Regions from separate parts of the Homo sapiens genome. Here region 1 is linked to region 2. A link is a contact called in ENCODE Hi-C or POLR2A ChIA-PET data. All regions are on one chromosome and are shown on one strand. Each heading gives the region's core, a stretch centred on a gene start or an enhancer-like site at or near the end of the contact. The rest is flanking DNA. Distances are from core to core; before and after follow the strand shown.

The links. Hi-C counts contacts between places; a loop is a spot of excess contacts on that map. ChIA-PET counts read pairs that join two places held with the same protein, here RNA polymerase II (POLR2A). Pooled maps may share reads with other maps.
Region 1: a loop to region 2 is called in a map of mammary epithelial cell, with 11 times the contacts of the local background. The contact joins the enhancer-like site here to the promoter of SYNPO2-AS1 in region 2. A Hi-C loop is called at or near these places in 2 of 168 maps with a recorded cell type or tissue (IMR-90 and mammary epithelial cell) and 2 of 50 pooled maps. POLR2A ChIA-PET finds 5 or more read pairs at or near these places in 1 of 52 experiments (OCI-LY7).

What each region holds. Positions count from the first base shown.
Region 1 is chr4:119,232,488-119,237,388 of GRCh38, forward strand. USP53 (ubiquitin specific peptidase 53) reads left to right here. Exons shown (of 19, transcript NM_001371395.1): 4 at 2,803-2,924. Among named protein-coding and RNA genes, the nearest start is that of USP53, 22 kb to the left of the region's middle. Within about 2 kb of position 1,389, at least 2 of the 41 ENCODE cell types and tissues checked have a DNase peak (open chromatin) inside an H3K27ac peak, as active enhancers do; they include OCI-LY7, where a contact is called at or near this core.
Region 2 is chr4:118,982,089-118,987,431 of GRCh38, forward strand. SYNPO2-AS1 (SYNPO2 antisense RNA 1) reads right to left here and starts at 2,631. Exons shown (of 3, transcript XR_939120.3): 1 at 2,545-2,631. The region is part of intron 1 of SYNPO2 (synaptopodin 2); the gene reads left to right.

The sequences.
Region 1 (4,901 bases), core at 139-2,638, 250 kb after region 2:
AGTATTCCACTGTATGAATATACATAACACATTTTGTTTATCCATTGATTGGTTGATGGACATTTGTTTGGGTTGTTTCCACTTTTTGACTGTTATGAATAATGCTCTGTTAGCTATTTTCTTCACAGCCTCCCAAATATTTATTGAGAGAATAAATACAGACTCACATTTGCATTCTCGTAATAAACTGCAGTATTCTTTTCAATAGTATGTTATTCCTTTGACATATTGGTAGATTCTGTTTGCTAGCATTTTATTTATAATTTTTGTACCTATAATCATGTCACATTTGTATGAGGTTTATCATGTTTTGATATTAAGGGTATGTTAGCTTTATGAAATGATTTGGGGTTACTTTCTATTTCATTTTCCCTTTGGCCTGCAGTGATCTAACACTAGAATTAACTGTTATTTGAAGTTTAGATAAAAATTTAACTTTGAATTTGTCTAATCCAGATGCCATTTAAAATGGGAGAACTTTTCTCTCTTTTCCATTTTCTTCTAAACTAGCCTTTTTAAGCTTTTCATTTTTTCTTGTATTAATTTTGGTAATTTGTATTTTGCTAGGAAATTACCTGTTCCTTTTTAGTTATTGCCATAAGAAATAAAGTAATATTCTTACCATTGCTTATGTGTTTGGTTATTTCTCCTTTAACAATTTCGTTAGTGTTTATGTTTCTCTCTCTCTTTTTTTTTTTTAATCTTAATCAGGCTTTTTGTAAAGATTTTGTCAGTTTTTGTAAAATTTTAGTTTGGGATTTATTTTTTCTATTGTTTGACTATAAATTGACTTGGAAATCTCCTTTCTTCTTTTTAGTATAAGGTTTCACAGTTTTCATCTTACTTCTCTTTTTTCCTACATCATGTTTGGATTCTTTGAGTTACACATCCTGTTTTTATCTGAGTTTCTCAGTCTCTAATTCTGGCAAATTCTTAATCATTTCTAGAGATATTTATTTATTTCCCTTTCTGAGAATCTTATTAGATATTGACATTTAAATATTTTAACCATGTCTCATAGCTTTTGAGAAGTGTTTATATTTTCTACTTCCTTATTCCTTTTTTAATGCTTTGTAGAATTGCTTGACCTGAACTTGTTGCTCACTAGTATATTCTTGCCCTATATTCAATTTGCTAGTTAACCCATCGGATTTTTTATTTCAGCAGTTTAAAAAATCTATACATATCTTCAATTGGTGAATATTATGTTTGTTTTAAATTTGTGGTCTCTTTAGTCTTTTTTCTTATGGTATTGATTGTTCATTTGTTGCCTTTCTTTCATTGTGCTCATACTCTCCAAGTGTCTGGTTATATTTTTCTTAGAAGTTCCAAGTTATGAGCTAGTAATATTTGCCTGGGGAGCAGGGTGAAAGACTAGGCTTTAACATGTGTCTTTGTGTAATTTCATGGAGTAGAGGTGGGAGTGTGTGGGCTGATTCGGGGTGATGCAGTTCGACAGTTGGTGCCAAAAAGGAACTTCCTGTTGACCTGCTTAGAGGCATGATCTTCTCCAGGACCTGCTATCCTTATTGTATTTATGCAGTGCCGGTGAGAACAGAACACACAGGGGCCTTGCAGGTCACCTAAACTTGTTACCATTTCCCAAACTGTTTGTGCTCTGGTGCTTTCCTGATATAATAATCTCCTGTACTCTTCAGATGGCACTGGAGTGGTAGCAGAGCTTTTCTGTCTCATTGCATCCTGTAGGGTAGAAATTCTCTGCCCAGAGCAATGTAAGGACTGGAAAAGGTCACAACTAGGTCTTTTCCATTTGGTAGCATTTGGCCTGCTCCATCTCTTGGTTGCCATTTCCTTAACACTCTAGAAGCCATTGCTTTTAGTGTCCCCAAGGTTTTTCATTTATTAGACTGCTTTTTGCTTTTGTGTAATCTATAGGGTTGAGATGGAGGGAGGGAAGCAGGAATTTGAAATCTTGTGCTGGAATGGAAGCCATAATATTTTTAAATTATCTGTTTGTGTCTGTGCCCCTCAGCAAACTAAGCCCCTTAAGGGTAGTGATTTTTACATATACGCTAAAGTGTATATAAAAATAGTTCATGGGGCAGACTTGGTGTCTAATAAAGTTTATTGAAAATATTATTTCAAAAAGATTCTTTCATTAAAAATAAAAATGTACTACCAATATAGAACTTCCTTAACATTCTACAAACATGATTAAATTTATTAAAACCTTAATTTGTATGCAAGGTTTCAGGATCATTTAGATCACTTTAGAAGAGGTTATAAACTGTAGAGTAAAATAAAAAGAAGAAAACAACTAACATAATACATTTATCCCTCAGTGGATTGGTTCCAGGACCTACAACAGATACCACAATCCATGGATACTTAGATCATTCAGTGGACCTAAAAGTTGGTCCTCCACAGCTGAGGTTCCGCATCCCACAAACACTGTATTTTTGATCCCTGGTTCTTGAATCCACAGATGCAGAACTCGTGGATATGGACGGCTGACTGTATAGTGTTTTATAATTCTCAAAACATTTAACCTATGTTAAAGCAGGGCTGTTATTGTTATCCCCATCTTAAAAGTGAAGAAACCATGAATCAGAGATGACAAGAATGTATCTAAGACTAAGCAGCCAATAAATAGGCATGGAAACAAAGTCTCCTGACTTGGATTCTTTTAGAGACTGATGCTTCTTTGTTTTTCAGCGCTTCTGTAATGGCTATTTGATTAATGACATTGAACTAATCTGTGTCATTCTGTCTCCCATCTTTTTGTACTGTGGAACTCAGTGACTGTTACCCAGAGTTTTTGTTGTTGTTGTTTGTTTTTAGAGACAGCATCTTGCTGCCACCCAGGCTGGAGTGCAGTGGTGCAGTCTTAGCTTACTGCAGCCTCAAACTTCTGGGCTCAAGTAATCCTCCCGCCTCAGCTTCCTGAGTAGCTGAGATTACAGGTGTGTACAACTGTGCTTGGCTAATTTTTTATTTTTTTTGATTTTTTGTAGAGACAAGGTCTTGCTATGTTGCCCAGGCTAGGCTTGAACCCCTGGTTTCAAGTGATCTTCCGCACTTGACCTCCAGAAGTGCTGGGATTACACACGTGGACCACCCTGCCCAGCCATCACCCAGAGTTTAAAGCCAGAGTTCTTAAAAAGGGCTTGTGAGATCCCACATGATCTGTCTTTTTCCCATTTACTTTTCTCTTTGTTCACATTTCTCCTGCCACACTAGACTTTATATTACTATTTCTCCGCTATACCAGATATGCTCCAACCCTCAGTATCTTTGAGGTTTCTGTTCACTGTGCTTGGAATTCCTTCTCTTAGGTGGCTTCTTCATCCCTTTCCAATCTTTGTGCAAATGTAACCTCAATGAGACCATCGTTCATTATCCTATCTAAAAGCACAAACCATCCCACATTATATATACTTCCTATCCCCTTTTCTTAGATTGCTTTTGTTACTACTTATCATGTAACCCTTCTGGTACACTCTACAATTTATTATTCCTTAAGGTATTGTCTGCCTTTCGTCATTATAATGTTAGTTTCAGTGACTGGTTCAATACATGGCTCAAAAAATGTTGAATGAAATAATTCATCAACGAAATTCAGTTGATTAGACAAAACTGTTAGTAATACAGGTATACCACTGAGGTATTGCAGGTTTGATTCCAGACCACTGCAATAAAGCAAGTTGCAGGAATTTTTTTGTTTCCCAGTGCATATAAAAGTTATGTATACACTATACCACAGTCTATTAAGTGTGCAAAATAGCATTATTTCTAAAAAGACAATGTATATATCTTATTTAAAAACTATTGTTAGAAAATGCTAATGATCATTTGAGCTTTCAGTAAGTTGTAATCTTTTTGGTGGTAGAGGGTCTCGCCTTGATGTTGATGGCTGCTGACTGAATCAGGGTGATGGTTGCTGAAGGTTGAGGTGGCTGTGGCTATTAAAATAAGGCAACAATGAAGTTTGCCACATTGACTCTTCCTTTCACCAAAGATTCCTCTGTAGCATGTGACACTGTTTGATAGCATATTCCCCACCACAGATCTTCTTTCAGAACTGGGGTGGAACCCTGGCACTGCAGTAATGGTTCTAAACCCTTTGTTGTCATTTCAACAATGTGCACAGCATCTTCACCAGAAGTTGATTTCATCTCAAGAAACCACTTTCTTTGCTCAGCCGTAAGAAGCAATTCCCCTGTTCAAGTTTTATCATGAGATTGCAGCAATTCAGTCACATCTTCACACTCCACTTATAATTTTAGTTCTCTTGCTGTTTACATCCAGTTACTTTCTCCACTGAAGTCTTGAGCCCCTCAGAGTCATTCATAAGTGTTGGAATCATTAACCAAATATCCTGGTAATGTTGATATTTTGCCCTCCTCTTGTGAATCCTGATTGTTCTTTATGGCATCTAGAATGGTGAATCCTTTTCAGAAGGTTTTCAGTTTACTTTGCCCAGTTCCATCAGAGGAATCTCTTTCTGTGGCAGCTGTGGCCTTATGAAATGTGTTTCTTAAATAATGGGACTTTAAAGTCAAAATTACTCCTTGATTCATGAGCTGCAGAATGGTTATTGCAGGGATGAAAGCAACATTAATCTCTTTGTACATCACCATCAGAAATCTTGGGTAACCAGGGGCATTGTCAATAAACAGTAATATTTTGAAAGGAATATTTTCTGAGCAGTAGGTCTTCAACTGTGAGCTTAAAATATTCAGTAAACCATGCTGTAAACAGATGTGCTGTCATCCAGGCTTTGTTGTTCCATTTGTAGAATACAGTCAGTCTAGATTTATCATGATTTTTAAGGCCCTAGAATTTTCAGAATGGTAAGTGAGCATTGGCTTCAACTTGAAGTCAACAACTGCATTATGTCCTAATAAGAGAGTCAGCCTGTGGCCAGAAAGGTGGCCGCC
Region 2 (5,343 bases), core at 1,381-3,880:
GAGAACATACTTCCAGGGAGTCAACTCACATTTAGGAATGAAGGAATAAATGTCTAATTTTAAATGTGGTTGCAAAGTTTTTTTTTTACATAACAGAATTGCTTGAGGCAGGCGCGCTGTAAACCATTTATATGGGGAGGGATTTATTCTGTGAAATGAAGTGCTATTGAAAAAAAAGATAATGTCCAGTGCAGTGTAGGAACAAAAAAGGCAAACTAAAATATATTGCACAATGAAGACTGGGGACAAAATCATGAGTATGTTTGCAGGTCTTCATAACCCTCTCGGATGCACATAGTTCTTCACCATGGACATGTCCCCATTATAACCTCTTTTAATTTGGCAGGGAGCTGCTCCTTTGCCTTTCCTTCATATTTTGGGGGTCAATCCAGATGAATGAGAGAAAATAAAAGAGGGGGAAGAGAAGAGAAGGAGGATGGTATGCCCCTCTGTACTTGGAGAATCACTAGCGGTGGTCTCAGTCACAGGGAGACAGACTGGTTCCGCTCATCTCTGATCCTGCCCCAGTAAATTACTTGCAGATATCTTTTTGGTAGTTTTCACAGGATGCTAATAAACTGATCAGCCTAGTATGCTAGAGATATTTAAGTTCTCTTTCCAAATATCACTGCATACATACCTAAATAACAGACCAATCATTGATTTCCAGAAACCTGTCTGGAAGGCATTCTACATTCTTTCCTTTGCTTCTTTTTATGGGCCACAGAAAGAACACGATAGTTCTTGAATACATTTCCCAGATTGTCCAAAGAGGTCAAACTCTTAATGTTAAGCACAGTTCTTTTGAGACTGTGGTTGTGGGGGAGAAATTAAAGAAAGATCTGGAAGCTAATGGAAGCTACTCAGATGAGTAGCTTCTTTAGTGCAACCTCAGCTGGAACGTCAGTGACTCTTGAAAATTCTTTCTTCCCTCCCAAGTCAATATCCTATCAAATTGCTTTCTGTATTTTTTTGCAAATCTCCAAACAGAAACTCATGGAACACAGAGGTAATCTTGGCTACTTTGCAGAGATGGCCAAGGAGATTAGGTGTGAACTTCTCCGGTTTTCTTCCCTTCATTGTTAACTTTGCCTTTATTCATCCCTTTCAGTCTTTTCCAGGATCTTGTTCCATCAAACATCTCCCTACCTCCACCCTTTTCTTTTCAACCTTTTCCTCTGTACTTAATGGGGAAAGTTCTTTACCTCATTTCTCTTTCCAGCATCTATTCTCTCTGCCTCCATTCACACTAGATTCCTTGAAACAGGTCTACACCAGACACCCCCATGCTCTGGCCTTCCTTTACTATTTCCCTTGCATTATTTTCTCCGGAAACTACCCTTTAAACCCCACCCATGAGCTACTCATCTCCAGGTGGCTCAATGGTTTCTTCTCAGCTCTTCCTCTTAGTGCATTACATTCCTATTACCATGATGGCAGCATTGATCTAAAATCCCCTGACCTCTCTCCCTTTGAAATACTTTCTTCATCAGAATTCAATAACAAGCATACTCACTCGCTGAACATTTCTCCTTAGTCTCTGTTGGCCCCACTTCTACTTCCTCCTTGATATAAGAATTTTTCAGTACTCAGCCCCTTTATCTGCTGTGTTCTTTACTGAGCTCATAGAATCCTACAACTTTAACTACCACCTCTTTGCTCATAACTCCTCAGTAATATTTCTAACAAGCTACGTGCCTGCCCTTCCAACAGGATATTTGTCATTTCCACATCTATGTCCTATATCATAGGCAAACATTTCCAAAACAGAACTCATCTTTCCTGCACAGCCTCCCCATATCCTGGTCCCAAACTGAGTTCCCCTCCTTACCTTTCCTCAACTCTCAAGTCAAAATTTCAACTATCCTTGACTTCCCCTTTGTCATTTGTAAGTTGACTGGACATGGGGAGCAGAGGATTATGAAATGTCTTTTCAGAATCCCCCTTCTACATGCGTTGAGAGTACTCTATTTCCAGCCTTCATTTCATCACCTAGACTTCTGAAAAGATCACCAAACTGGTGTCTCTGTCATGAATCCCCTCTTCCTCATTCCAGCCCAACCAATATTTGGCCATTAGCTATTTTCCAAAACAGTCCTTTCCATACAAAAGAAACTGGTAACATTAGTTGCTTCCAAAATAGGTGACTGGGAGACGCAGATGTAAGAGAGAGAAAATTTACATTATGTACCATCTTGTTCCTTTAAAATGCTGTGCCTTATAAATACATTAGCTATTTAGAATAATAATGTTTAGTTTAAACATTAGATATTATCTGTTTAATTAAAAAAATCCTCTTCAGTTATTCTTCTGCTCAAAATCCTACACACATTGCCTTTGGAACAAAATCAAACTTCATCATATCGTTCAAAGCCCCTAAAATGACCCTTCTACTTTTCCCTTTACTCTGCTTTCAGTCTGCCCTCTGACACACTCCACAGGCCAGACACAGGCCAGCACTCTGGATTCTCAGGCTTCCAAACCTTTGTTTAAACCATTCCCTCTGCCAGTGGTGTCTTTCTTCATCCCAAATTGAAGTCCTACCTTCCTTCCAGCTTCACCTCAGATGGCACCAATTCCAAAGTACTTTTCCAGATCCCAGCATTTAGAACTACTCCTTCCCTTCTGTAAGTTTCCTGGCCTAAGCACTTGATGAGTCTATCAAAGTCAGCCTGGTTTTGTAGTTATTTATGCACATGACTGTTCTTATCTTTGTATATTTTGCACTGCTTGGTTCAATGCATTTCACATGATGGATACTTGGGAAGTGTTTCTGAATGTCATTGGTCCTCAAGACACTGAGAAATCCAAAATTAGAACTGTTTGGATATGAGACCCACTGGCATCTTTTTGTCATTTACTATTGTTTGTCATTGACATTAAGAAGTACAAAGCTCAATGGGTTCCCTTTAGGTCAATGCTTCTCCTAGTGTGGTCCTAGACCTGGAGCACTTGCTAATGTGAAGATTCCCAGGCTCCAAGAAACCTACTGGTTCAGAGTCTCTGGGGTAGGATATGGCAATCTGTAGATTAAATACGTATCCCAAGTGCTCCTTACGTACACCGAAGCTTCAGAGCCACTGCTCTAGTAGGATGTAGCAGGGTTTGGGGGAAGGTTGTAGAGGCAGATAATCCTTGAGGTTTGATCCTGCTTGTCTGCTCAGTGCTCCTTAGCTTCTGCCAGTCCTTCAGCCCTGCTCCTCAGCTGGGTTCATGCTCCTGGCTATGCCTCGTGCTCCTGGAACATGATTTGCCGTCTGTCTCTCCTTTCAGAAGACAGCTGAGCTGTCAAGCTCTGACTCCCTGTGGAAGCTGTCTGGTGCTGGCACATTTTGATGGAAGAGGGATGCCTCAGACTTCAACAATAATCTCATCTTTTTTCAGTCTTCTCTTCTCCCCTAAAACTGCTGTAGGCAAGTGACTATCCTCTGTGTTGTAGACAGGAGGATCCTGTGTCAAGAAAACATTGAGACTTGCCTAAGCCACTGACATATTAATAGAGTTAATGTCAAAAGCCTTGTCATCCAACTGGGCATTCTCAGTGACACTGTGTCAATCAGCAAGTCAATCAATTAACAAGTGTTTAATCAATGCCAATTAGGCATCTAGAAGTGTCTTGTTTAACATCTGCTGGCTGGGCTGGGCCCTGCACAGAACTTGGTTCAGTGTCCTTACAGTATCCCTGATCGAGGATCTAATTCTGTACCATGTCATCCACAGTTGGCTGCCTTTGTGGTCACACCAGGTTGCTGGGCTATATTTCATGTGAACACCACCATTTACTACATTATTCTGTAGGCCCTAATGAAGTTAAGAGGAGCAGGATACGGGGGCCAGCTATTTAGCCCTCCGATGTGAACAACTCTTCAGCAATCTTAGCTTGATGTTGTACCTCTCACTCTGTTAGGTTTTCCTTGCACTCCCATTGAATTAAAATTAGAAATTCTGTGGACAAGGATGTGACTCTATGAAAGAAACCTTCTTCCCCTCTGCCAATCCATATACATGTAAAATCCCCAACCCCCAGCATAAATGACCTTTGTTCTCACAATTTTAAATCCTTTTATAGGTTACAATTAATATTTAAACCCACCCTATGGTCCCCAAACCTTTCTAAAAGTAATCAGCCCATAGGATGCCCTCTTGCAAAAGGCTACATTTTCTATACTTACATTTTCATTTATTTTCTAATAGTCACAGTGGAAACTGTAACCATGAATGTACAACTCAGTAATCCAGTTAAGACTTGCTTTTTTCTGCCAACTTACTCTTTTATGAGCCAGAGATAGTAAAATAAGTCCGACATGTTTAAAAATGCCAATTCAAACTTGAATTTCTATGCCAAGAATGTTCTTTGGGTTAGGTCACTCAGAGTACTACAAACCAAATTTCATGTGGTTTTCAAAGTAGCCCCGAAACTCGACCTTCATCTCAATTGGCATTGGTGATACCAAAGGTATCTATGAGAACATCACTGGCCCATCCCAAGTTTGAGAGATGATAATAGGCACATGTGGCCATTTCCACTATATCTAGTCTAGGATTTAGTCTATGATTTAGACTACCCAGCTGTATTTTAAACTAGTCCAAACCACGACTGGCCGCAGGGAGCATAGACCTTTTCTGAGAGGGATTTTAGCTAATAATTTTACTTCCACATTGTTCCATCCTCTATTTCAGGATGCATGATGTACATACTCTTCCTTTTTCCATCTCATTTCACCATTAAATAAATGCCCTGGCTGGGTCAGAGGAACCAGGAAATAGACTGTTATTCAGTGTGCTATTGATATGGCCCCTAAAGCCTCCAACAACTTCCCTATAGACATCACAAAATGGAACAGAAAATTCTAGTGGATCACCATTGTCCATTCATAGGCACTGCAAATGTGTTATATGTCTCACTCAATAAACCAACACAGTTTTGCTGAATTATGCTAAGTCAAAGTTTTCTTTAAATCCCATTATCCTTATCATTGTTCTTGGTGAAACTGCAAATAAATAAAACCTCTAATGAGTTATTTTTAGATATCTAAATGGACACAGGAAAATGTTAATTGACTCCTCAAATTTACAGAACAAGTTAATAAAGGTAGAATAAAAGAAGAACTAGTCTAATAACTTTCTTCTAAGACTACAGTGAAATTTATTTTATCTCATAACATCGAATGTCCCAGCTAAGGAACATCAAGGAGAAATTTGATGCTTTTCATTCTTTAGAATTTCACTTTGATGCAGATAATGTTGCATTAGTTATTCTTAATTTTACTCTCTTCACTTATTAAAATGCCTAATATGGGCCAGGCATGGTGGCTCACGCCTCTAAATCCCAGCACTTTGGAA